Regions from separate parts of the Homo sapiens genome. Here regions 1 and 3 are each linked to region 2. Evidence: chromatin contacts called from ENCODE Hi-C or POLR2A ChIA-PET data. All regions are on one chromosome and are shown on one strand. Each heading gives the region's core, a stretch centred on a gene start or an enhancer-like site at or near the end of the contact. The rest is flanking DNA. Distances are from core to core; before and after follow the strand shown. Region 1 has its middle 100 kb from the start of KCNMA1. Region 2 overlaps KCNMA1 (potassium calcium-activated channel subfamily M alpha 1). Region 3 overlaps POLR3A (RNA polymerase III subunit A).

Region 1 (4,373 bases), core at 698-3,197, 570 kb after region 2:
TACTTAGAGTTGGGATGCACAACGTCAACCACTGACTTCTCAATGCAGCCGCCTGTGTATTGCAATTGGCCGTTACCTTAAGCGCGGGGCCACCCGGGTTTAGTTCAGCCATTTCAAGAAGTATATTTAACGTCGGTAGTTCTGCTTTATTAAAATGCAGCAGAGGTACTCTTCTGTCCCTTCCGTTTATAGTTCTCTGAGAGAGTTCTATTTTTTGGTTTTGTTTCGTGTTTTCTTTTTTTTTTTTTTTTTTTTTTTTTTGAGACAGAGTCTTGCTCTGTCGCCCAGGCTGGAGTGCAGTGGAGTGATCTTGGCTCACTGCAAGCTCTGCTCGCCGGGTTCACACCATTCTCCTGCCTCACCCTCCCGAGTAGCTGGGACTACAGGCGCCCGCCACCACGCCCAGATAAGTTTTTTTTTTGTATTTTTAGCAGAGACGGGGTTTCACCATTGTTGCGGGAAGTCAGGGAACCCAAACGGAGGAACCTGCTGAAGCCATGACAGAAGAACATGGATTATGAAGATTTTATGGACATTTATTAGTTCCCCAAATTAATACTTTTGTAATTTCTTAATGCCTGTCTTTACTGCAATCTCTAAACATAAATTGTAAAGATTTCATGGACACGTATCACTTCCCCAATCAATACCCTTGTGATTTCCTATGCCTGTCTTGTCTTTAATCTCTTAATCCTGTCAGCTGAGAAGGATGTATATCGTCTCAGGACCCTGTAATAATTGCGTTAACTACACAAATTGTACAGCATGTGTGTTTGAGCAATATGAAATGTGGGCACCCTGAAAAAAGAACAGGATAACAGCAATTGTTCAGGGAATAAGAGAGATAACCTTAAACTCTGACTGCCGGTGAGCCGGGCAGAACAGAGCCATATTTCTCTTCTTTCAAAAACAAATGGGAGAAATATCGCTGAATTCTTTTTCTCAGCATGGAACGTCCCTGAGAAAAGAGAATGCGCACCTAGGGGTAGGTCTCTGAACTGGCCCCCCCGGGGCGTACCTGTCTCTTATGGTCGAGATTGCAGAGGTGAAATAAACTCCAGTCTCCCATAGTGCTCCCAGTCTTATTAGGAAGAGGAAATTCCCGCCTAATAAATTTTGGTCAGACAGGTTGATCTCAAAACCCTGTCTCCTGATAAGATGTTATCAATGACAATGGTGCCTGAAACTTCATTAGCAATTTTAATTTCGCCTCGGTCCTGTGGTCCTGTGATCTTGCCCTGCCTCCACTTGCCTTGTGACATTCTATTACCCTGTTAAGTACTTGATGTCTGCGACCCACACCTATTCGCACACCTCCCCTTTTGAAAATCCCTAATAAAAACTTGCTGGTTTTTGTGGCTTGTGGGGCATCGCGGATCCTACCAACGTGTGATGTCTCCCCCGGACACCCAGCTTTAAAATTTCTCTCTTTTGTACTCTGTCCCTTTATTTCTCAAGCCAGCTGACGCTTAGGAAAATAGAAAAGAACCTACGTGATTATCAGGGCAGGTCCCCCGATACACCATGTTAGCCAGGATGGTCTCAATCTCCTGACCTCGTGATCTGCCCACCTCAGCCTCCCAAAGTGCTGGGATTACAGGTGTGAGCCACCATGCCCAGGCTTGTTTTGTGTTTTATTTTGCATTTCATATCTTACATTTATCCCTGAACATGTTTTGTACTTTTTTTTGTTGTTAAGAAAAGGAATTCTTTTGTGTATCTATAGATACTTGCATGATCTACTGTAGTCAACGTTCGGTTCCTCAAAAGGTCTTGCTGCTGTCAGGTGTTATGCACTCCATCCATAATAACTGTGTGAAACACATTTCATATGTAAATAAACGTGGGACATTTGGCCCATGTGCTTCTGTGAGAGAGTTATTGATTGTGAGTCTCTGACATCTTTGTGAAGTTTGGGAAGTGACTAATTGCAGGGACAAGCTACAGGATGTTGCAGAATCCTTCCCACTCAGAAGAATGGCATGTTCTCTCTCATTAGTAATCAGCTATTTTGTCACTTTCTCATTGACTCCATCAGTACATCGGTACAATCCAAGGGTGTGAATTTCAGCTTGAAATTCCATTGCTATTACTTGTTATGTTTGTATTGCTCTAAGTTGTATTCATAGCACTTTCATATGTTTCTGCATTTGAACCTTGCAATAAGCCTGTGTGGTAGGCCACATAGGTCCAAATAACCTAGTTTTACAGTTGAGGAAGCTGAGCTCAGATTCAGTTCTTTGCTGAAGCCCTCATAGCTGGTAAGTGGCTTTGCATATTAGAACCCAAATATTTTGCTCTCTAAATCTAATGCTCGCTCTATGTGGTTATGTACATATTGACAAATATTCATTTATTCAACAAATAAAAAGTATGTACAAAGCATGAAAAAAATAAAAAATAAAAACAACAACAATAAACTATAGCTTCTGATCTGAACGGAAAACTAAGCTGATGGAGGAAAGAGAGTTTCTTAAAAATGGCAGAGGAGATTCCAAAAAAAAAGTAATTCTAGTCACTCAAGAGACCAAAAGACCTCATGATCACAAAGCCACTTATGATACTAAACACTCAAGGTAAGGGGCAAAATTTGTAGATAAAAGTCTTTGTGAAGATCATGAGACACATATATTAGAAGCAAAGAACAACAAAGAGTCAAGTGGCAATCAGTTACTTGATATTGTTATTCCACCAGGCACACAAATTGAGAAAGAGCAAATTACTGGGCAAGTTGAGAAGAATGCTACCAACCCTAAACCCCAGTTAAGTCACTCCTCTCGACTGTCCCCTGACTTAACTAGAGACACTGATGAAGCTGCTTTTGAGCCAGATTATAATGAAAGTGACAGTGGAAGTTATGTATCTGTAAAAGATGAGGAAACTTCAGGAAACACTTCTAAGGTCCTGAAAGATAAGATAATGGAGAAAGCAGGAGAAAGCAAAAGAAAGCCTGGACACAGTTGGCCAGGTAGGCATAGGAGGAGCCAGAGTCCGAGCAGAAGTCAGAGCCCTTCTGGAGGCCAGACTTGAGGCCATAGCAGCAGGGCCAGTTCTGCAGAAAGTTAGAATAGCAGGAAGAATAATAAAAAGTAGGAAAAGGAAAAGCACAAGAAACATTAAAAAAAAAAAAAAAAAAAACCATACATGCAGGTACTGCAGGGGAATTGGAAAAAAGCCAAAAAACACAGACATAAGAAAAGGAAGTCAAAGAAGAGCAAAAGATAAAGAGAAAGATAACAAAAAATGAAATCTGTCACCATGTAAAAGGACAGATTTTTTAAATGGACTTAATGGCTAAGTCTGTATTCAATTTTGTTATTATGTAAAGAGATTCAGGTCTTGTAAATAATGACATGGAAGACTCTGTGCTGCACTTAAAATATTGCTGCTTGATTATTGGATTTTTACATCAGAGGTTGATGCAGTTTGGATATTTGTCCCCACCCCAATCTCATGTTGAAATAAAATCCCCAGTGTTGGAAGTCAGGCCTGGTGGGAGGTGTCTGGGTCATGGAGGTGGATCCCTCATAGCTTGGTGCTTTCTCTGCAAAATCTGGTTGTTTAAAGTGTGTGGCACCTCCCCTACTCTCTCTTGCTTCTACTCCCACCATGTGAGACACATGCTCCTGCTTCACCTTTCACCATGATTGTAAGCTTCCTGAGACCTCCCCAGAAGCAGATGCCAGTGCTATGCTTCCTGTACAGTCTGAAGAACTATAAGCCAATTAAACCATTTTTCTTTATAAATTAACCAGTCTCAGGTATTTTTATAGAAATACAAGAATTGCTTAATACAGAAAATTGGTACCAAGGAGTGGGACACTGCTATGAAGATACCTGGAAATGTGGAAGCAGCTTTGGAACTAGGTAATGGGCAGAGGTTGGAAAAGTTTGGAGAGCTCAGAAGAAGAGAGAAAGATGAGAGAAAATTTGGAACTTTTTAAAGACTGGTTAAATACTTGTGACCAAAATGCTGATAGTGATATGAACAGTGAAGTCCAGGCTGATGAGGTATCAGATGGAAATGACAAACTTATTGGGAAATGGAACAAATGTCACCTTTGTTATGCCTTAGCAGAGAACTTAGCAGTATTGTGTCCATGCGCTAGGGATCTATGGAAGTTTGAATGTCAAAGTGATGATCTACGTTATCTGGCAGAAGAAATTTCTGAGCACCAAAGTGTTTAAGAAGTGGCATGGCTGCCTCTAACAACATAAGCTCAGATGTGGGAGCAAAGGAATGACTTAAAGTTGGAACTTATATTTAAAGAGGAAGCAGAGCATAATAGTTTGGAAATTTTTCAGCCTAGCCATGTGCCAAAGAAAGAAAAAGCTTTTTCAAGGGAAGAATCCAAGCAGGCGATGGAGTAACC
Region 2 (4,425 bases), core at 1,619-4,118:
AGTGAGTTTTGTTTAAGAGACAGGGTCTCTGTGTTTGTCACCCAGGCTGGGGTACAGCGGCATGATTATGGCTCTGAGCAGCCTCAACCTCTTTGCCTCAAGCGATCCTCCTGCCTCAGCTTCCCAAGTAGTTAGGACTACAGGCATAAGCCACCACGCCCAACTACTTTTTTTTTTTGTAGGGATGGGGTCTCACTATGTTGCCCAAGCTGGTCTTCAACCCCTGGGCTCAAGCAATCTTCCTGCCCTGGCCTCCCAAGCTGCTGAGATTACAGGTGTGAGCCACCATGCCTGATGGAGTTTTAATAGTAGTTACTGCATTGCACCAGCCAGATATTTCATCTGAGAAAAGTCAGGCACACTAGGTTCCATCATTCAATTACTATCCTATTAAGCTGAATTCAGTTATGAGTGTGTTTAGAGATGTGCATGTATCTTGTAGTCAACGCATGGATAACATGTGAATTCTATCCAAAGCAATAAGTGCTCTGCATACATTTAAATGCATGTCTTCTCATGTTTACTCTTCTGTAGTATTATTTAACTATTTATTCATCTTTTGTTATATTGACTTATGAAAGACTTTGAACTCTTGTTGTAGAAAAGGTATTTGGAATTCCCATATCTATAACTAGATTAAGCTACTCTAGGCTGAAATTGTGTCTTACATTTCACAGTATACCATGCACAACAAGCAGAGTGCTATGATCCATATGTATCTATTGAGTGAATCATTTATTAATCTCAAATTACATCCCCAAATCCTGTTCTTTCCTTCCTTTGCCTTTTTTTCCTAGATATCAAGAAGCACACTGATTCTAGTTAAGTAGTTATTACTTTGAGCTCAGTTAAAGATACTAAATATTGGCACTCTTGGTGGCCCCCATTCCAAGCATCCTTTTATGTAAAAGAACTGTAATCCTATGAGCAAAGACCTGTAAAACTGACTGCAGCTAAGGGAATTATGCCCCCATGCAGATAATGCTGTGGACCAAACAGTTCCGATAAGCAAACAAAATCTCTCAGACAATTATGTTCTTGTTTAAGGCCGTTTGCCTTGGAATTCCCAAAAGGATTCTGGAGGATTGCAAATTTGCTGGGGATGAAGAAAGAAAGTACTAGCTAGAGTTTAATAGATTATTGGATTAAGACAGGCCAGAAACAGTCAAACAAGAAAAGTATTATGCAAAACCTTCTAAGGTTCTAATCTCACCTTATTTCTATTTTGATTAATATTTTCCTGGGAAAGAAAAGATGGGGGTTTTTGTTGTTCTCTGACTACAATCCAGAGATAACATCTTTGCCTCCAGTTTTCATCAAGATAAAGACCTGGAAGACCCGAGCCAAAAGGAAGGAGCTGGAATTTTTTTTAAATCTTTCTTTCTGGTCTTTAAGGAAGTTATCTGAAAACCCACTGGTACTCTCCAATGGGTAAAGAATGAGACAGAACTAGCAGAAAGTGTTAAAGCATTAGACAGGCAAATTAACTTAGAGACAGTGGGAGAATGATTCCATCTCCATTGATTTTCCAGTCTGTAAATATGAAATGCTGGAAGGATACTTGTGACATTTGGAAAGTTTTATCTAGAAATCTCCAATTAATTTTAGAGTGCATAGCATACATCAATTAAACAGACTGCGGGGTTCATATTTCCTACACGGTCGTGACTCATCCTCGGAAGATCTGACCCATCAAGGATAATGATTTCATCTTGATATTGGTGACTAATATTTCTGTTTGTATGTCCAGTGTCTGCTACAGAGCCTGACATAGAGTAAGTAAATGCTCAAACATATGGATAAATGAATCAATTAAAAACCTCATAAAATCTTTACCCTATTAATCTTCCTCCTATAGCAGGGGTTGGTAAACTACAGCCTGTGAGACAAATCTGGCCACCACCAGTTCTTGCACAGGACACCAGCTAAAAATGTTTTCCCCCTACATTTTAAAACAGCTAAAAAAATTAGAATATTTTATGGAATATGAAAATTGTATGAAATTCAAATTTCAGTGTCCCGAATACAATTTTATTGGGACACAGCTATGTCCACTCTTTTACCTATTGCCTATGGCTGCTTTCATGCCACAGAGGCAGAGTTGAATGGTGGTGGTGGAGATCATACAGCCCCTGAAGCCAAAAACATTGACTATCAGGCCCTTTATGGAAGAATTTTGCTGACCCTTATTCTATAGAATGGAACTTGGGAACCCTTATCATTTGTCATTCATTCCATTGTTCACTCAGTGGCTATTTACTGAGTATCTCCCATGCGTGCAGTGCTCTGTCCCATTCTGGGGATAAAACAGAGAGCTGAGAAAGATCCCTGCCTTGATGGAACTCACAGTCTGGGTCTGGAGCAGCAGAAAGAGGCTCATCAAGTAACCTTCCAAGCACCTTTGCAATCACAACAGTGAGGAGAGCTAAGAAATGGTACATGGGGTAAGCTTCCATGATGTACTGATGGTTATGCTAATTACTAAAGACTGTCAAATCAGGACCCAAATTGTCTAGTGCCAAGGTGGATGTCTTTGCTCCTTCCTTTTTCTGCCCTGAGACACTCTTCATTCTCAGTTGGGTTTCCCTTTTAGAATGACCTGTGACATGTGTCTTCTCCTCATGTGACACTCTTCCTCTTTCTAACCCCAGCACCTAGAACAAAGCCTGACACACGGGAGACACTCAGGGCATCACTGTTGAACAAATGAAAGAATTAATTCATTAGGAGAAGAAATGTAAGCAAATTCCTGGGCATCCCCAGGCCCCAGTTTTCTCATCAGTAGAATAAGAAGGATATGATGTACTCAAGCCTCCCAGCTCGGCATTCTGCAATTTGTCATGTCCTGAGAGCTGGACTCATCTGGCTTTCTGATTCACTCCTCTCTGTGGACATAAGGCAGACTCCCTCTGACTCAGCAGCCTGATGCATCTTCCTGAGTGACACATGAACTCTGCCCAAGGCAAGGCGGCCAGCCCCAATCCATTCCACGGATCACTGCTGACAGTGAATGGGAGTATACCTGGGGGTTTTAGCCAAGGTCTGCTCAAGGTCTTTGGCATAAAGGGAGGCCAGGTTGAACACACACCAGCAGGAAGAGAGATGACCTTGACTTCATAAATTGGCCATAAATTAGAGCTAAGAATCAGGAAGATTCTCCTTCCATGCACATTTCTAAATGGCAGTTTCAAGGCAGGTGGCTATTTTAAAACACAGACACAAACTCATAATTCACCCTCTTTGTCCCCCACCCTCCTACATGCCATTGATCTTTCTTTTTTTTTTTTGGAATCCTGAAACATGATCTTTAAGAAAAGACAACTGGACTCCAGGATTACTTCCTAGCTCTTCCTCCTCTAGAAGCCACCATTTCTCTTCGCTATCTAGACCCCAGGGAAGTGGCTTTGGCAAAAGCACATTTGCACCCATGGATCATTTGGTTTTCTTGTCCTGTTAACTGCCTGGTTCTGCAGCACCCAGAGCCAGATAATAGAGGTGTTCCTTCACCAGCCACAGCTACTATCAGGATCCCTCTTAGTCCGGAGGTAACAGAAGCAACTGGTTGAACGTGTTTCCTCCTGGGAAATCCTAAATGTTCCATATGGCAATAGGGAATCTAGAGTTGTGTTTCTCCTTGTATTAGGGATATTTTCCCTCTTTCAGTTTCTTCCCATTTTTTCCCATCTAAAATATGTTTTTTCCACTTTGCTGAGATGAAGACCAGCCAGAGAGTCAAAGGAAATGACAGACATGCCATAATAGAAAGAAAAAAATACAGACTTCTGAAGAATGAGTTGATTCATGCCATGAAAACTCACGATAAAAATATTCACTACTTTTTTTTGGCCACTTGTCATAGTGTGCTGCCTCTGCTAGGCAGCTGAAAGTGTCTCATATGAAAAGCTCTATTATCCTCCACAGAAATGACCTTTGGGACCCACCCAACGGTAGTCAATGGTAATATTATACTAACTTGCCCCCCAAGAGGAAAGAATGAAATAATAATACTTAAAATATGAATGCAGAGAAGTCCTCACTTAAACACAGTACTTCTGGTTCATAAATCAGTTCTGACACATTGAAGTACACATATGATGACTAGACGCAAGTTTATTAACACATTTTCTTTCTTTTTAGGTCTGAGAAACATATCTATTCAGAATCCATACATTTGTTCATTTTTTGAAGCTGACAGCTTGATAGGCAAAAAGTAAAGTGACAGATCATTTCAATATTTCTTTTAAATTCAAAACCAATTCAGTCAAAAGACCGAAGGAAAATATTCTACGGAGATAAAATGATAATGCAAACAATTGAAGACAGTCCTTTATTTTAGTGAAAACAGGTAATGTCTGTACTCTGGAGTCGGGCTGACTTCCTCCTCTTAACCTGCCCTGCAAGTCCAATTAGAATGGTTTTCTGCGG
Region 3 (4,538 bases), core at 1,866-4,365, 840 kb after region 2:
AAAACGGGCACAAGACAGGGATGCCCTCTCTTACCACTCCTATTCAACATAGTGTTGGAAGTTCTGGCCAGGGCAATCAAGCAGAAGGAAATAAAGGGCATTCAATTAGGAAAAGAGGAAGTCAAATTGTCCCTGTTTGCAGATGACATGATTGTATAGCTAGAAAACCCAATCGTTTCAGCCCAAAATCTCCTCAAGCTGATAAGCAACTTCAGCAAAGTCTCAGGATACAAAATCAATGTGCAAAAATCACAAGCATTCTTATACACCAATAACAGACAGAGAGCCAAATCATGAGTGAACTCCCATTCACAATTGCTTCAAAGAGAATAAAATACCTAGGAATCCAACTTACAAGGGATGTGAAGGACCTCTTCAAGGAGAACTAAAAACCACTGCTCAATGAAATAAAAGAGGATACAAACAAATGGAGAACATTCCATGCTCATGGGTAGGAAGAATCAATATCGTGAAAATGGCCATACTGCCCAAGGTAATTTATAGACTCAATGCCATCCCCATCAAGCTACCAATGTCTTTCTTCACAAATTGGAAAAAACTACTTTAAAGTTCATATGGAACCAAAAAAGAGCCCACATCGCCAAGTCAATCCTAAGCCAAAAGAACAAACCTGGAGGCATCACGCTACCTGACTTCAAACTACACAAGGCTACAGTAACCAAAACAGAGATATAGACTGGTACCAAAACAGAGATATAGACCAGTGGAACAGAACAGAGCCCTCAGAAATAATGCCGCATATCTACAACTATCTGATCTTTGACAAACCTGAGAAAAACAAGCAATGGGGAAAGGATTCCCTATTTAATAAATGGTGCTGGGAAAACTGGGTAGTCATATGTAGAAAGCTGAAACTGGATCCCTTCCTTATACCTTATACAAAAATTAATTCAAGATGGATTAAAGACTTAAATGTTAGACCTAAAACCATAAAAACCATAGAAGAAAACCTAGGCAATAGCATTCAGGACATAGGCATGGGCAAGGACTTCATGTCTAAAACACCAAAAGCAATGGCAACAAAAGCCAAAATTGACAAATGGGATCTAATTAAACTAAAGAGCTTCTGCACAGCAAAAGAAACTACCATCAGAGTGAACAGGCAACCTACAGAATGGGAGAAAATTTTTGCAACCTACTCATCTGACAAAGGGCTAACATCCAGAATCTACAATGAACTCAAACAAATTTACAAGAAAAAAACAAACCCCATCAAAAAGTGGGTGAAGGATATGAACAGACACTTCTCAAAAGAAGACATTTATGCAGCCAAAGGACACATGAAACAATGCTCATCATCACTGGCCATCAGAGAAACGGAAATCAAAACTACAATGAGATACCGTCTCACACCAGTTAGAATGGCGATCATTAAAAAGTCAGGAAACAACAGGAGCTGGAGAGGATGTGGAGAAATAGGAACACTTTTACACTGTTGGTGGGACTGTAAACTAGTTCAACCATTGTGGAAGTCAGTGTGGCGATTCCTCAGGGATCTAGAACTAGAAATACCATTTGATGCAGCAATCCCATTACTGGGTATATACCCAAAGGATTATAAATCATGCTGCTATAAAGACACATGCACATGTATGTTTATAGCGGCACTATTCACAATAGCAAAGACTTGGAACCAACCTAAGTGTCCAACAATGATAGACTGGATTAAGAAAATGTGGCACATACACACCATGGAATACTATGCAGCCATAAAAAATGATGAGTTCACGTCCTTTGTAGGGACATGGATGAAACTGGAAACCATCATTCTCAGCAAACTATCCCAAAGACAAAAAACCAAATGCCGCATGTTCTCACTCATAGGTGGAAATTGAACAATGAGAACACATGGACACAGGAAGGGGAACATCACACACCGGGGACTGTTGTGGGGTAGGGGGAGCGGGGAGGGATAGCATTAGGAGATATACCTAATGCTAAATGAGTTAATGGGTACAGCACACCAACATGGCACATGTATACATATGTAACAAACCTGCACGTTGTGCACATGTACCCTAAACTTAAAAGTATAATAATAATAAAATTAAAAAAATACAGTTAAATTATTGAGTGGAGAGTACAGGGATTGAAAAGACATCTTTTGCCTGTGGTCTTATGGAAGAACACAAGAAGACGTATTTTTCACTCCTCTGCCATTAGGGTACTTTTGTGGTAAAGTTTGAGAAGCACAAATGCTGAGAAGCCTCTAGTTTAGCCCTGTGCCCCAGAGTCTATTATCTCAGAGCTATACACTCTCTGAGGAAATGCTTTCCTTCTAAGCATCCAAGCCCCGCAGCAAGCACTGGAATAGGTCATTAGAGTTAATTAGAATGATATTAATAATGAGTTACATAAATAGTTGCAAAGAGAGAGGCAGAGGCCTTGCAATAACCCTCATTGTCACGTGTTAGTAAAGCGAGGCTTAGTGAGGTTGAATGACATATCCCACAATGTACTTCCATCCATGTTCTCCTCTAACAGCGCTTTGCTATGCGTGGCTCTGGCCTGGTCTTGATCATCATAGGATGATTCGGAACATACTACATTTTTTTTGGTTGTTCATTTCCAGGGCATCTACCTTTCTACATTTTTTCCTTTTAAATTTAACCCAAGACTAGATAAATTACAGCTCATGTGCAAAACGTGTACTCAATAGTCAAAACCCACAGAGCTCTGTCCTGCTCTGTTGCTAATGGCCTACATTTCTTCAGGTTACCTGCATGTATCCCGTTTCAGCTGTCTTTACAGCCGTGTCGACTAGACCTTCCCGGCCGGCCATTGTGTGGAAGAAAAACTCAGTTGGTGTCAAACCGGAATAAAAGCTATTAGCCACAAAGCCTTTGGCAGCTGGGAGCTAAAGAGAGGTAGAAAAAAGAAAAATCAAACAAAAAAAGTTCAAGGCCCACGATTCTGAAATCCACTCAAATCAGAAAATGCCCCACCTTGAGACTATAAATACCTGGCCAGTATATTCTCACTAAATGGCAGGCTTTCTTTGCCCTTTCCTTATGGAGAAATACTTTATACCAGGGACAAGGAGAATGAGGGCCCAGCCAGGGCTGGTGCTGGTGCCAGTGGCAGGCAAGTGGCCCAAGAGAGGGAAACCTAAGATCTGGATGCTCTCCTTAAAATAGGCAAGCAGTCAAGGACCTCAGAGGACACCCTGTGGATGGAGGCTGCCTGCCCATTCCCTGGGAAATGACACCTTCAAGATATCCTTCCTGTGGGCCAGACCTGCCCACCTACAAAACATAACCATGCATTGTCAATGTCTACAGGGTTTCATTCTGGGCACTGAAAATGTTCTAAAAGTAGGTTGTAGTGATGGCTGCACAGCTCTGTGATTAACAGTCACTGAACTGTGTGCCTTACATGGGTAAATTATATATGAAGTATAATTGTAATAATTACATATGAAGTATATATGTATTTAAAGTTTATTTATTTGTAGAGATGGGGTCTCGCTATGTTGGCCAGACGAACTCCTGGCCTCAAGCAATCCTCTTGCCTTGGCCTCCCAAAGTGCTAGAATTTCAGGCATGAGACACTGTGCCCGGCCTGAAGTGTATCTTAATAAAATGGCAAAAAATACATATATAAAACTCCACATGAAATTGGCCAACGGTCTTTGATCTGAATAGGTCTGTGTTCCTTGGAGGAAAGTGTAGATTAAGAGATCTTCACAGTTCTACCTGATCTGCTACTGCTTACCTTTGAGTGTTTTTCAAAATGAGGCAAGGACCTGTTTTCAAAGCCGTCTGGCACTCGAGAGCCACTGATGGCCTGCTGTCCCACACAGGCAATCATCTGTGATATGTTAATGAAGGAACCTGGGGACATGGACCAGAAATGTAACATTCATTTACCAAAATAACACTAATTGAAGTGCATGCAGATTGGAAGGGTAAAACAGGAATAGGCCCTTATGCTCAATGAGGTCATGGTCCTGGAACAGTAGAAGACAGAAATACAATCAAGACAACAAGGAGCTGTCAGGAACCCAAGAAAGGCGGAACGACGGCGAGAGGAGCCAGGAGCATGTGTGGGTTGGAGGAAAGGCTGGGGAAGTGACAGGTGAGTCTTCAAGGAGGCTTCAGCAAGTCCAGGTTGGACTCCTGGAGGACATTATGATTTGGACATAAAGGGAGAGGGGGAGGAATTCCAAAGTGGGTGGGAAAGTAGGAAGCAAAGACAGAGAAATGGAAAAGTGTGGGCTATGTCCTGAGGGTAGGAAGCAGGAGAGCAATGGGGTAAAAGGCAGCAAAGTTAAAGAGACTGGACTTTATCCTGTTTAAAAAAAAAGTGTACAGAAATAGAAGCACAGAGGTTTTGAATTTGAATGCATTATCATAAAACCAAATGCTTTGAGGGCCTCGGTATCTACAAAATAGAAGAATTATGCCACATCATTAAGTACATTAAAAAATCCCTGGCTTTCTTCTGCTTCAACCTGCCTGACCTGCTGGGCTCAAGTGATCCTCCCACCTCAGCCTCCTGATTAGCTGGGACGACAG

The links. A loop is a pair of places that touch in the nucleus more often than their neighbours do. ChIA-PET counts read pairs that join two places held with the same protein, here RNA polymerase II (POLR2A). Pooled maps may share reads with other maps.
Region 1: a loop to region 2 is called in a map of endothelial cell of umbilical vein, with 10 times the contacts of the local background. The contact joins two enhancer-like sites. A Hi-C loop is called at or near these places in 1 of 168 maps with a recorded cell type or tissue (endothelial cell of umbilical vein). POLR2A ChIA-PET finds 5 or more read pairs at or near these places in 3 of 52 experiments (A549, BJ and MCF 10A).
Region 3: a loop to region 2 is called in a pooled map of heart left ventricle, with 3 times the contacts of the local background. The contact joins two enhancer-like sites. A Hi-C loop is called at or near these places in 5 of 50 pooled maps.

Annotation. Positions count from the first base shown.
Region 1 is chr10:77,735,789-77,740,161 of GRCh38, forward strand. It overlaps the pseudogene RBBP6P1. Among named protein-coding and RNA genes, the nearest start is that of KCNMA1, 100 kb to the left of the region's middle. Within about 2 kb of position 1,948, at least 3 of the 41 ENCODE cell types and tissues checked have a DNase peak (open chromatin) inside an H3K27ac peak, as active enhancers do; they include endothelial cell of umbilical vein, where a contact is called at or near this core.
Region 2 is chr10:77,161,248-77,165,672 of GRCh38, forward strand. The region is part of intron 5 of KCNMA1 (potassium calcium-activated channel subfamily M alpha 1); the gene reads right to left. Among named protein-coding and RNA genes, the nearest start is that of KCNMA1-AS2, 23 kb to the left of the region's middle. RefSeq lists enhancers at 2,170-3,369, 2,704-2,998. Within about 2 kb of position 2,869, at least 6 of the 41 ENCODE cell types and tissues checked have a DNase peak (open chromatin) inside an H3K27ac peak, as active enhancers do; they include endothelial cell of umbilical vein, where a contact is called at or near this core.
Region 3 is chr10:77,997,241-78,001,778 of GRCh38, forward strand. POLR3A (RNA polymerase III subunit A) reads right to left here. Exons shown (of 31, transcript NM_007055.4): 18 at 3,736-3,854; 19 at 2,741-2,878. Among named protein-coding and RNA genes, the nearest start is that of POLR3A, 30 kb to the right of the region's middle. Within about 2 kb of position 3,116, at least 3 of the 41 ENCODE cell types and tissues checked have a DNase peak (open chromatin) inside an H3K27ac peak, as active enhancers do.